Regions from separate parts of the Homo sapiens genome. Here region 2 is linked to region 1. A link is an interaction called in ENCODE POLR2A ChIA-PET data of the cell type or tissue named here. Cell type or tissue: Panc1. All regions are shown on one strand. Links, peaks and the distances in the headings refer to the core of each region. The heading gives the core; the rest is flanking DNA.

What was found. Peaks named below come from ENCODE experiments on the same cell type or tissue, not always from the same donor. Only the 100,000 strongest peaks of a DNase experiment are listed, where the experiment ranks them.
Region 2: POLR2A ChIA-PET joins it to region 1 with 6 read pairs; 9 of 35 experiments call an interaction of 5 or more read pairs at or near these places.

What each region holds. Positions count from the first base shown.
Region 1 is chr9:33,804,749-33,810,131 of GRCh38, reverse strand. The region is part of intron 1 of UBE2R2-AS1 (UBE2R2 antisense RNA 1); the gene reads left to right. Among named protein-coding and RNA genes, the nearest start is that of UBE2R2, 9.7 kb to the left of the region's middle. In Panc1, for the core only: no CTCF peak of the experiment used is centred there; no DNase peak of the experiment used is centred there; H3K27ac peaks cover 306 bases.
Region 2 is chr9:33,744,440-33,749,822 of GRCh38, reverse strand. The region is part of intron 3 of UBE2R2-AS1 (UBE2R2 antisense RNA 1); the gene reads left to right. Among named protein-coding and RNA genes, the nearest start is that of PRSS3, 48 kb to the left of the region's middle. In Panc1, for the core only: no CTCF peak of the experiment used is centred there; no DNase peak of the experiment used is centred there.

The DNA.
Region 1 (5,383 bases), core at 119-5,118:
CACTACCATGCCCAGCTAATTTTTATATTTTTAGTAGAGACGGGGTTTCACCATGTTGGCCAGGCTGGTCTTGAACTCCTGACCTCATGATCCACCTGCCTGGGCCTCCCAAAGTGCTGGGATTACACGCATGAGCCACCACGCCCACCCTTTTCCAGATAGTTTATAATTTTAGGTTTTACACTTGTCTTTTATCCATCATGGGTTGCTTTTTGTTTGTGGTGAAAGCAAGGGGTCCAGTTTCAATCTTTTGCATATGGCTAGTCAGTTATCCCAACACCATTTGTTGAGTAGGGAGTCCTTTCTCCATTGCTTGTTTTTGTTGGCTTTGTTGAAGATCAGATGGTTGTAGCTGTGCAGCTTTACTTCTGGGTTCTCTGACCTGTTCCATTGGCCTGTGTGTCTGTTTTCATACCAGGGCCATGCTGCTTTGTTCACTGTAGCCTTGTAGATGGTTTAAGTAGGATAGTGTGACGCCATCAGCTTCATTCTTTTTGTGTAGGATTGCTTTGGCTATCTTCCACATAGCTAGTCCATCACAAGTTGTGCTAATTTTTTCTGCTGTTTCTCAAACCTGTCTCTCCTCTCAATTCTTACTGTCACCCTGGTTTTCAGACCATCAACATCTCTCACCTAAGCTGTGCAGTAGCCTCCTAACTGATCCCTGACATCTTAGTGTTGCCCCTCTGCCCTCACCACTGAAACACAGACTACCTAAAACATAATTATCATGAGACTTCCCTTCTTAAAATCCTTTTTTGACTCTCTATTTCCTATTAAATAATGTCTGTACTTCTTCATGTAATGGACAGGCATCTCCTGTTCCTCTCAGCTCTACATTTGTTACTGTAGTAATAGGTAAATGTTTATAATTTCCCCTGAAGTCCCTCTGCTATTCAGTGCTTCCATGTATTTGTTCATTATGATCTTTTTCTCTGAAACTCCCTCACCACTTTTCCTCCTGGCTAATTATTTACTGTCCTTCAAGCTTAAGCTCAAGCATCATCTTTTTCAGAAAACCTACTTTGAAGTTCCAGAGTGGACCAATGGCCCCTTTTAATGCTCCCCATAGTCATCGTGTTGATCTCTATCTTTTCACTTTAAACATGCTTTTAAACCTACTTCCTGAGTATAAAGTTTGTTATAATTTTAATATTTGTATTTTTCTATGTCTTGTTGTTCTCTTTATGGTTTCTGTTGACTCCTGCTTATGGTAGTTTGACCCTTCAACTCTTTGTTAAATTTTATAAATCGCTCATATTTGTCTAAACTTTAACTTTGGGTTTCCTGAGAGACCAAAACTGAGATGATTTGCTTGGTTTCTGCTTGGCTCTGGAAGCAGGACCAATCAGGAACCATTCTAGTTAGATTTATTGGTTTGAATTTTCTTGGACTATGAGTATGGTGTAAATTCAAATTCCAGCATAAAAGTGAAGCTGGTTAGAAATATTAGGGAAGACTATTAAAATTATTAATGTTTTACAATCCACCGCCTGCAGAGACTGATTTGCTTATGGGTTCACTTGTCATATCCTTCCAGCTTTGTCTTTTCCACTAAATATATAGCCCATTTTGGTGCCTGGATTTATGTGGAGGTCTCAGATTCAGTTTCCTGCTTTGTCAGGTTCAAATCCTGTTAGTCAGTTAACCAGAAAAATTCTAGCTTCCCAGGAATGTGTCAGAGCATTTCAGTGTCCCCTATTGACATCTCATTCCCAGCTTTTTAAAAAAGAAAGTATTTTTATTTTCCTATGGATTGCCCCAATTCCTATGTGCTACCTCAGGCAGCCGCAATATTAACTAACAAAGCTCTAGGTTTTTGGTTTTGGCACACTTCCAGGGCATCTCTGGCTTCTGTGTTGACTGATGACTTTAGTTTCACCTCTAGATTGTTTGCATGCATGCGTGCATGTGTGTGTGTAATCATTTTGTACTTCCTCTACATTTTTGTGAGTTCAGAAATGTATTTAGAAGTATATTTGGGGTCAGGCACAGTGGCTCACACCTGTAATCCCAGCACTTTGGGAGGCTGATGCGGGAGGATCACCTGAGTTCAGGAGTTTGAGACTTTTCTGGCCAACATGGCAAAACCCCATCTCTACTAAAAATACAAAAGTTAGCTGGGCATGGTGGCATGGACCTATAATCCCAGCTACTAGGGAGACTGAAGCAGGAGAGTCGCTTGGACTTGGGAGGCGGAGGTTGCAGTGAGCCGAGACCACGCCATTGCACTCCAGCCTGGGCAACAGAGCGAGACTCTATCTCAAAAAAAATAAATAAATAAATAAATAAAAAGTGTATTTGGAAGTGATGTCAGTAAAAATGGCAAGCTAGGAACCTTCTAAAATTCCTATCTTCATAAAAGCAACTCAGAAAAATAGAAGCAAGTTTTTCAGAACTCTGGAAAATATCTAAAGGTTTGCTCTAATCTTGGAGCATTTATTCAAGAACATAGGCTGAATTTTGGTTAGAATAGTGAGCTTTGTAATGTTCTTATTTGCTCTATGCTCATCACGTCCTCCCAGCTACATGGTAGCCTTGAAAACCAACATCCTACAATCTTGGTGGAAAACAAGCTCCTGGGAGCCATAGAAAGAAACAAAAGGGGGTTGGGACTCATTCCTTTTTTTTCCTTTCTCTCCCACTGTCAGACAGCATGGCCTGTACCGTGCATTCCTTCCTTTGGAGAAATGACGGTAGGTTTCCACATCTGTGTAGTATCTCCTGCTCTGGAGATCACCCTGAGCCCTTGCATCTCCTACCAGGTAAGCCAAGCCCAGTCCAGGCCTGGCTGTGAGCCTGGGCCTGGAACTCAATTTTCCTGAGTCATTATTTACACAACAGAAATAATGAAAGTGTCTACCATGAAGGGATGCTGTGAGGACTAAATGAGCTGTATACATAAAAGGCCTGGCCCAGAATGAGCACTCAGAGATGGTGGATGTAGTTTTTTGTGGGAATAAAATGTTAAGACAGGTTCCCCAAGCTTCATCTGCGTAAAGTTTTAACATGATCTCTGGATGCTTGTCAGATAATTGTCTAGATTAATCACTTGAAAAGCATTACACACACACACACACACACACACACACACACTGTTTTGTGATCTGCTTTTTTCGACAAAACAAAATACTGGAACAAAATTTCATGTTTCAATTCTTCATCTAGATCATAATTGTAAATAGCTAATTGTGTGGTGATATGCAGAGTGATATTTAATCAGTCCCCTATTCTGAAACATTGAGGTGGTTTTCCACTTGTCATTGTTTGAAAAAATTCATGCCAAATGTATTTACAATATTATTCCCCTTACAATATTATTCCCTTGCCAGATTTTCTAGAATACATTTCTAGAAATGGAATTACTGATTTGAAGAATATGCATGTTTTTAAGGTTTTGATTTCTGTTACCACTAGAACCTTGCTAAAATAATTTTACTGAGAAAGTGAGGTGGTACATTTTTGTATGAGGGCCATGTTTTTTATTTTTTAAAAATTGCAGCAAAATACACCGAAGAATGCAGTTTAGTGGTATTAGACATTTATGTTGCTCTGTTACCATTACCACCGCCCATCCTCACACTCTTTTCGTCTTGCAAAGCTGAGACTTTGTATCTATTAAAAATAAGTCCCAAATGAGTTCAAAACTTATGTCCACACAAAGACTTAAACATAAATGCTTATAGCAGCTTTATTCATTAAGTGCTAAAACTTAGAAGCAACTAAGATGTCCTTCAGTAGATGAATGAGTAAATAAACTGTGGTACATACAGACAATGGGATATTCAGCACTAAAAAGAAATGAGGCTGAGGCAGGAGGATGGCTTGAGGCCAGGAGTTAGAGACTAGTCTGGCAACATAGCCAGACCTCATCTCTACAAAAAAAAAAATAATTAAATAAAAAAAAAGAGTTGGGTGTAGTGGTGCACACTGTAGTCCCAGCTACTTAGGCAGCTGAGGTGGGAGAATTGCTTGAGGCCAGGAGTTTGAGGTTGCAGTGAGCTATGATGGTGGCACTGCACTCCAGCCTGGGTGACAGAGTGAGACCCTCTCTCCATGAAGAGACATGGAGAAACTTTTTTTTTTTTTTTTGCTATTTTTTTGTGGAGACAGAGTTTTGCCATGTTGTCCAGGCTGGCCTCAACCTCCTGGGCTCAAGCCATATGCCCACCTCAGCCTCCCAAAGTGCTGGGATTACAGCATTGAGTCACTGTGCCTGGCTGCGAAACAGGAACTTGGGATGCATATTACTAAGTGAAAAAAAACCAATCTGAAAAGGTGACATACTGCATGATTCCAATTACACATTATCGAAGAGGCAAAGCTATGTAAACAGTCAAAAGATCAGTGATTGCCAGGAGTTAGGGAGCGTGAGGAATGAACAGGTGGAGCACTGAGGATTTTGGGCGTCAATAAACAATTCTGTATGATACTATTATGGTGGATACATGTCATTATATATTTGTCCAGACTTACAGAATATGCAACATCAACCGTGAACACTAATATCAACTATGGACTCTGGGTCATAATGATGTGTCAGTGTAGGTGCATTGATGGGAACCAATGTAACACTTTAATATAGGATGTTGACAGTCGGGGAGGCTGCGCATTTGGGGAAAGGGTGAAGGGTACATAGGACCTCTCAGTACTTTGGGCTCATTTTTGCTTTGAACATATAACTGCTTTAGTAAATAAAGTCTGTTAAAAAGTATTTTTAAAAAAGATAATGAATAGATACAAACACCAAGATGACAAAGAAATTCAAATGATTTGATAGATGTCTTAAAGCAGTCATGATAAAAATGCCTCCAATGGCCGGGTGCGGTGGCTCAGGCCTGTAAACCCAGCACTTTGGGAGGCCGAGTGGGGTGGATTATCTGAGGTCAGGAGTTCGAAACTGGCCTGGCCAACATGGCGAAACCCTGTCTCTACTAAAAGTACAAAAATTAGCCAGGCGTAATGGCATGCGCCTGTAGTCCCAGCTACTTGGGAGGCTGAGGCAGGAGAATCACTTGAACCCGGGAGGTGGAGGTTGCAGTGAGCTGAGATCACGCCACTGCACTCCAGCCTGGGCGACAGAGTGAGACTCCATCTCAAAAAAAACAAACAAAAAAAGCCTACAACAAGCAATACAAACATGCTTGCAAAGAAAGAGAAGATACAAAGAAGAGATTGAGAACCGAAAAATAATAATATAAATAACAATATAAACCTCAGCATATGGGCTCAACAGCAGAATGGAAGGGATAGAGAAAATAAATTAGTGAACTTCAAGATAGAACAATACAAATTACCCCAGCTGAAGAACAGAGAGAAAGTGGACTGGAAAAAAAAAGTGAACAGAGTGTCAGGAACCTGTAGGACCAACAAAGGATCTAAC
Region 2 (5,383 bases), core at 81-5,080, 60 kb after region 1:
CACTCTGTGAAAATACACCAATCAGTGCTCTGTGTCCAGCTAATTGGTGGGGACTTGGAGAACTTTTCTGTCTAGCTAAAGGATTGTAAAAGCATCAATCAGCGCTCTGTGTCTAGCTAAAGGTTTGTAAACACACCAATCAGCACTCTGTAAAAATGCACCAATCAGTGCTCTGTGTCCAGCTAATTGGTGGGGACTTGGAGAACTTTTCTGTCTAGCTAAAGGACTGTAAATGCACCAATCAGCACTCTGTGTCTAGCTAAAGGTTTGTAAACACACCAATCAGCACTCTGTAAAAACGGACCAATCAGCACTCTGTAAAATGGACCAATCAGCACTCTGTAAAATGGACCAATCAGCAGGATGCAGGCGGGGCCAATAAGGGAATAAAGGCTGGCCATCGCGGCCAGCTTCCCCGTTCGGGTCCCCTCCCACATTGTGGGAGATTTGTTCTTTCCCCTTTTGCAATAAATCTTGCTGCTGCTCACTTTTTAGGTCCACACTACCTTTATGAGCTGTAACACTCATGGTGAAGGTTTGCAGCTTCACTCCTGAAGCCAGCCAGACCAGGAACCCACCATGAGAAACAAACAACTCTGGAGCCGCCATAAGACTCACTGTGGCTTTAAGAGCTATAAGACTCACTGTGAAGGTCTGCGGCTTCACCCCTGAAGTCAGCCAGACCACGAACCCACCGGGAGGAACAAACAACTCCGGACGCACCACCTTTAAGAGCTGTAACGCTCACTGCAAAGGTCTGCGGCTTCACTCATGAAGTCGTGCATAGACCACGAACCCAGTAGAAGGAAGAAACTCCTGACACATCTGAACATCTGAAGGAACAAACTCTGGACACACCGTCTTTAAGAAGTGTAACACTGCGAGGGTCCGCGGCTTCATTCTTGAAGTCAGCGGCACCAGGAACCCATTGGAGGGAACCAATTCCGGACACACAGCCTCGTGGAATGGTTCTGCACAGTGTGTGTGTGTTTCCCGTCAACCCTGTGCACACTATTAAAAGAACACAAGCGCTAAGCCTCCCTCTCAGACCTACTGGTAAGAATCCAGGGCTGATGCACCTATTAAAAGCTTCTCAGGAGGCCGGGGGAAGTCGGGATTGAGAACCACGGGTCTAGATCTCCAAGATGCCTGGCAGTTTATCCCACTGTTGAGGGCACTGGCAATCAGGAAGGGCTTCATGGAAGAGATGTTCGTATTTGGGTTTTAAAGCAGGGCCACAGATAGATATTAGCAGTGCAGAAGGACACAGGATCTGATGGGCAGCCTCTTGACCAAATGGCTCTCCCTTTCTATAAAGTCAAAGAAAATCACTGTGAAGGATAAAGCATTAGCTGGAGCAGATCTTTCCCTGGTAAAACAAAGTGAATGGGATCTGGTGGGAGGTGGTAATGGCCAAGAGGTAGTGTCATCAGTTAAAAGCATAATGGAGTTGTGCACCTTAGAGGGAGGATGGGCCGCAGCCAGGAGCTGGGAGGGCATCTTTTAAATTTGCTGTCAGCTCAGAAACTTAATCACACGTCTCATCCTAGCACTTGCTCACAACCTTTGTTTTAGAAATCGTTGATGGAGTGGAGTCCTGGATGCCTGTTACCCTGGGAGAGGCTATCCTCTGTCACCAGATCCCTTTTATGGACAGCCATTTTCTTTTTTAATATTTACCTTGCCTACCATGGTGAAACAAAGGTGTGACCTTTTAATTGTATAGTTCAATCGTGAGTAGAGATGCTTTTATTTATTTATTTTTTTTGAGACGGGAGTTTTGCTCTTGTTGCCCAGGCTGGAGTGCAATGGCTCGATCTCGGCTCACCACAGCCTTGACCTCCTGGGTTCAAGTGACTCTCCTGTCTCAGCCTCCTGAGTAGCTGGGATTACAGGCATGTGCCGCCAGGCCCGGCTAACTTTGTATTTTTAGTAGAGTTGGGGTTTCTCCATGTTTGTCAGACTGGTCTTGAACTCCCGACCTCGGGTGATCTGCCCACCTGGGCCTCCTAAAGTGCTGGGATTACAGGTGTGAGCCACCTCGCCTGGCCGAGATGCTTCTTAATATTAAAAAATCTAAACAAAATAATTTCTGCTTCAAATTATAATAATCAGGTACCAGGACAAAACCAGTTTGTGTGTGTGTGTGTGTGTGTGTGTGTGTGTGTTTGAGACAGGGTCTCACTTTGTTGCCCAGGGTGAAGTTCAGTGGTGCAATCATAGCTCACTGTAGCCTTGACCTCCAACGCTCAAGAGATACTCCTGCCACAGCTTCCTAAGTAGTTGGGACTACAGGTGTACATCAACACGCATGGCTAACGTTTACATTTTTAAAAATTTCAATAGTTTTTGGGGAACAGGTCATTTTTTGTTACACGGATAAGTTCTTTAGTGGTGATTTTTGAGATTTTTGTGTACTCATCACCTGAGCAGTGTACACTGTACCCAGTGTATAGTCTTTTATCCCTCACCCTCCTCTCACTTACCCCTGAGTCCCCATAGTCCATTATATATATTTTTTTTTTTATTTTTTTTTTTTTTGAGACAGAGTCTTGCCCTGTCACCCTGGCTGGAGTGCAGTGGTGCAATCTCAGCTCACTGCAACCTCTGCCTCCCAGGTTCAAGTGATTCTCCTGCCTCAGCCTCCCGAGTAGCTGGGACTACAGGCACGTGCCACAACGACTACTTTTTGTATTTTTAGTAGAGACAGGGTTTCACCATGTTAGCCAGGATGGTTTCAATCTTCTGGCTTCATGATCCACCTGCCTTGGCCTCCCAAAGTGCTGGGATTACAGGTGTGAGCCACTGCGCCTGGCACATTATATCATTCTTATGCCTTTGCGTCCTCATAGCTTAGCAAACCCTTATAAGTGAGAACATATGATATTTGGTTTCCCATTCCTGAGTTACTTCACTTGGAATAATGTTCTCCAACTCCCGTACAAATTGCTGCAAATGCCATTACTTCATTCCTTTTTATGGCTGAGTAGTAGTCCATGGTGTAAATATATCACATTTTCTTTATCCACTTGTCAGTCGAGGGGCATTTAGGCTGGTTCCATATTTTTGCAATTGTGAATTCTGCTCCTATAAACAAGCAGATGCAAGTGGCTTTTTCATATGATGACTTCTTTTCTTCTGGGTAGATACTCAATAGTGGGACTGCTGGATCAAATGGTAGTTTTACTTTTAGTTCTTTAAGGAATCTCCATAAAGTTTTCCACAGTGGATGTACTAGTTTATATTCCCACCATCAGTGTAAAAGTGCCCTTTTCATCACATCCATGCAAACATCTACTATTTTTTGACTTTTTAAATTATGGCCAGTCTTGCAGAAGTAAGGTGGTATTTCATTGTGGTTTTAATTTGCATTTCCCTGATAATTAGTGATGTTGAGCATTTTTTTTCATGTGTTAGTCATTTCGTTATCTTCTTTTGAGAACTGTCTATTCATGTTCTTTGCCCACTTTTTGATGGGATTATTTCTCTTTTTCTTGCTGATTTGAGTTCCTTGTAGATTCTGTAGGACGCATAGTTTGTGAATATTTTCTCCCATTCGGTGAGGTGTCTGTTTACACTGCTGATTATTTATTTTGCTGTGCCGAAGTGTTTTAATTTAATTAGGTAATATCTGTTTATTTTTGTTTTTGTTAGATTTGCTTTTGGGTTTTTGGTCTTGAAATCTTTGCCTAAGCCAGTGTTTAGAAGAGTTTTTCCAATGTTATCTTCTAAAGTTTTTGTGGTTTCAGGTCTTACATTTAAGTCTTTGATCCATCTTGAGTTGATGTCTGTATAAGGTGAGAGATGAGGATCCAGGTTCATTCTTCTGTATGTGACTAGCCGGTTATCTCAGCACCATTTGTTGAATAGGGTGCCCCTTCCCAATTTGCGTTTTTGCTTTCTTTGTTGAAGATCAGTTGGTTGTATTTGGCTTTATTTCTGGGTTCTCTGTTCTGTTCCATTGATCTATGTGCCTACTTTTATATTGGTATCATGCTGTTATGGTACTGGTATAAATCTTGTAGGATAGTTTGAAGTCAGTTAATGCGATGCCTCCAGATTTTTTTTGCTTAGTCTTGCTTTGGCTATGTGGGGTCCTTTTTGGTTCCATATGAATTTTAGAATTTTTTTTCTAGTTCTGTGAAGAATGATGATGGTACTTTGATGGGAGTTGCACTGAATATGTAGATTGCTTTTGATAGTATGGGCGTTTTCACCATATTGATTCTACCCATCCATGAGTTTTGTCATGTTTCCATTTGTATATATACGTATATATATGTGTGTGTGTGTGTGTGCGTGTGTGTGTGCATGTGTGTGTGTGTGTGTATGTGTGTGTGTGTGTATATATATATATATATATATATATATATATATATATATATATGATGGAATACTACACAGCCCAGGCTGTTGCCCAGGCTGGAGTGCAATGGTGAGATCTCGGCTCACTGCAACCTCTGCCTCCCAGGTTTAAGCGATTCTCCTGCCTCAGCCTCCCAAGTAGCTGGGATTACAGGCACCTGCCACCACACCTGGCTAATTTTGTATATATACATATATACAAATGTCAGTTTCCATTTGTTTGTGTCATCAGTGATTTCTTTCAGCAGTGTTTTGTAGTTTTCCTTGTAGAGGTCTTTTACCTCCTTGGATATATGTGTGTGTATATATATATATATGTCATAGATAGTTTTTATTACCATGAGGTATGTCCCTTCCATGCCAATTTTTCTGAGGGTTTTAATCATAAAGCGATGCTGAATATATATAATATATATATTATACATATATATAATATATTTTATATATATATATATATGGCAGCTGTTGTAAAAGGGATTGAGTTCTTGATTTGTTTCTCACCTTGGTCGTTGTTGGTATATAGTGGTGTTACTGACTTATGAACATTGATTTTTGTATCCTGAAACTTTACTGAATTCATTTATCCAATCTAGGAGCCTTTTGGATGAGTCTTCAGAGTTTTCTAGGTATACAATCTTATCATCAGTGAACTGCAACAGTTTGACTTCCTCTTTACTGATTTGGATGCCCTTTATTTCTTTCTCATGTCTGATTGCTCTGGCTAGGACTTCCAGTACTATGTTGAATAGAAGTGGTGAAAGTGAGCATCCTTGGCTTGTTCCAGTTCTCAGGGGGAATGCTTTCAACTTTTCCCTGTTGAGTATGTTAGCTGTCGGTTTGTCATAGATAGCTTTTATTACCTTGAGGTATGTCCCTTCCATGCCAATTTTTCTGAGGGTTTTAATCATAAAGCAATGCTGAATTTTGTCAAATGCTTTTTCTGCATTGATTGGGATAATAATATGATTTTTGTTTTTAATTCTGTTTACTGGGCATAATATCACATTTATTGACTTGT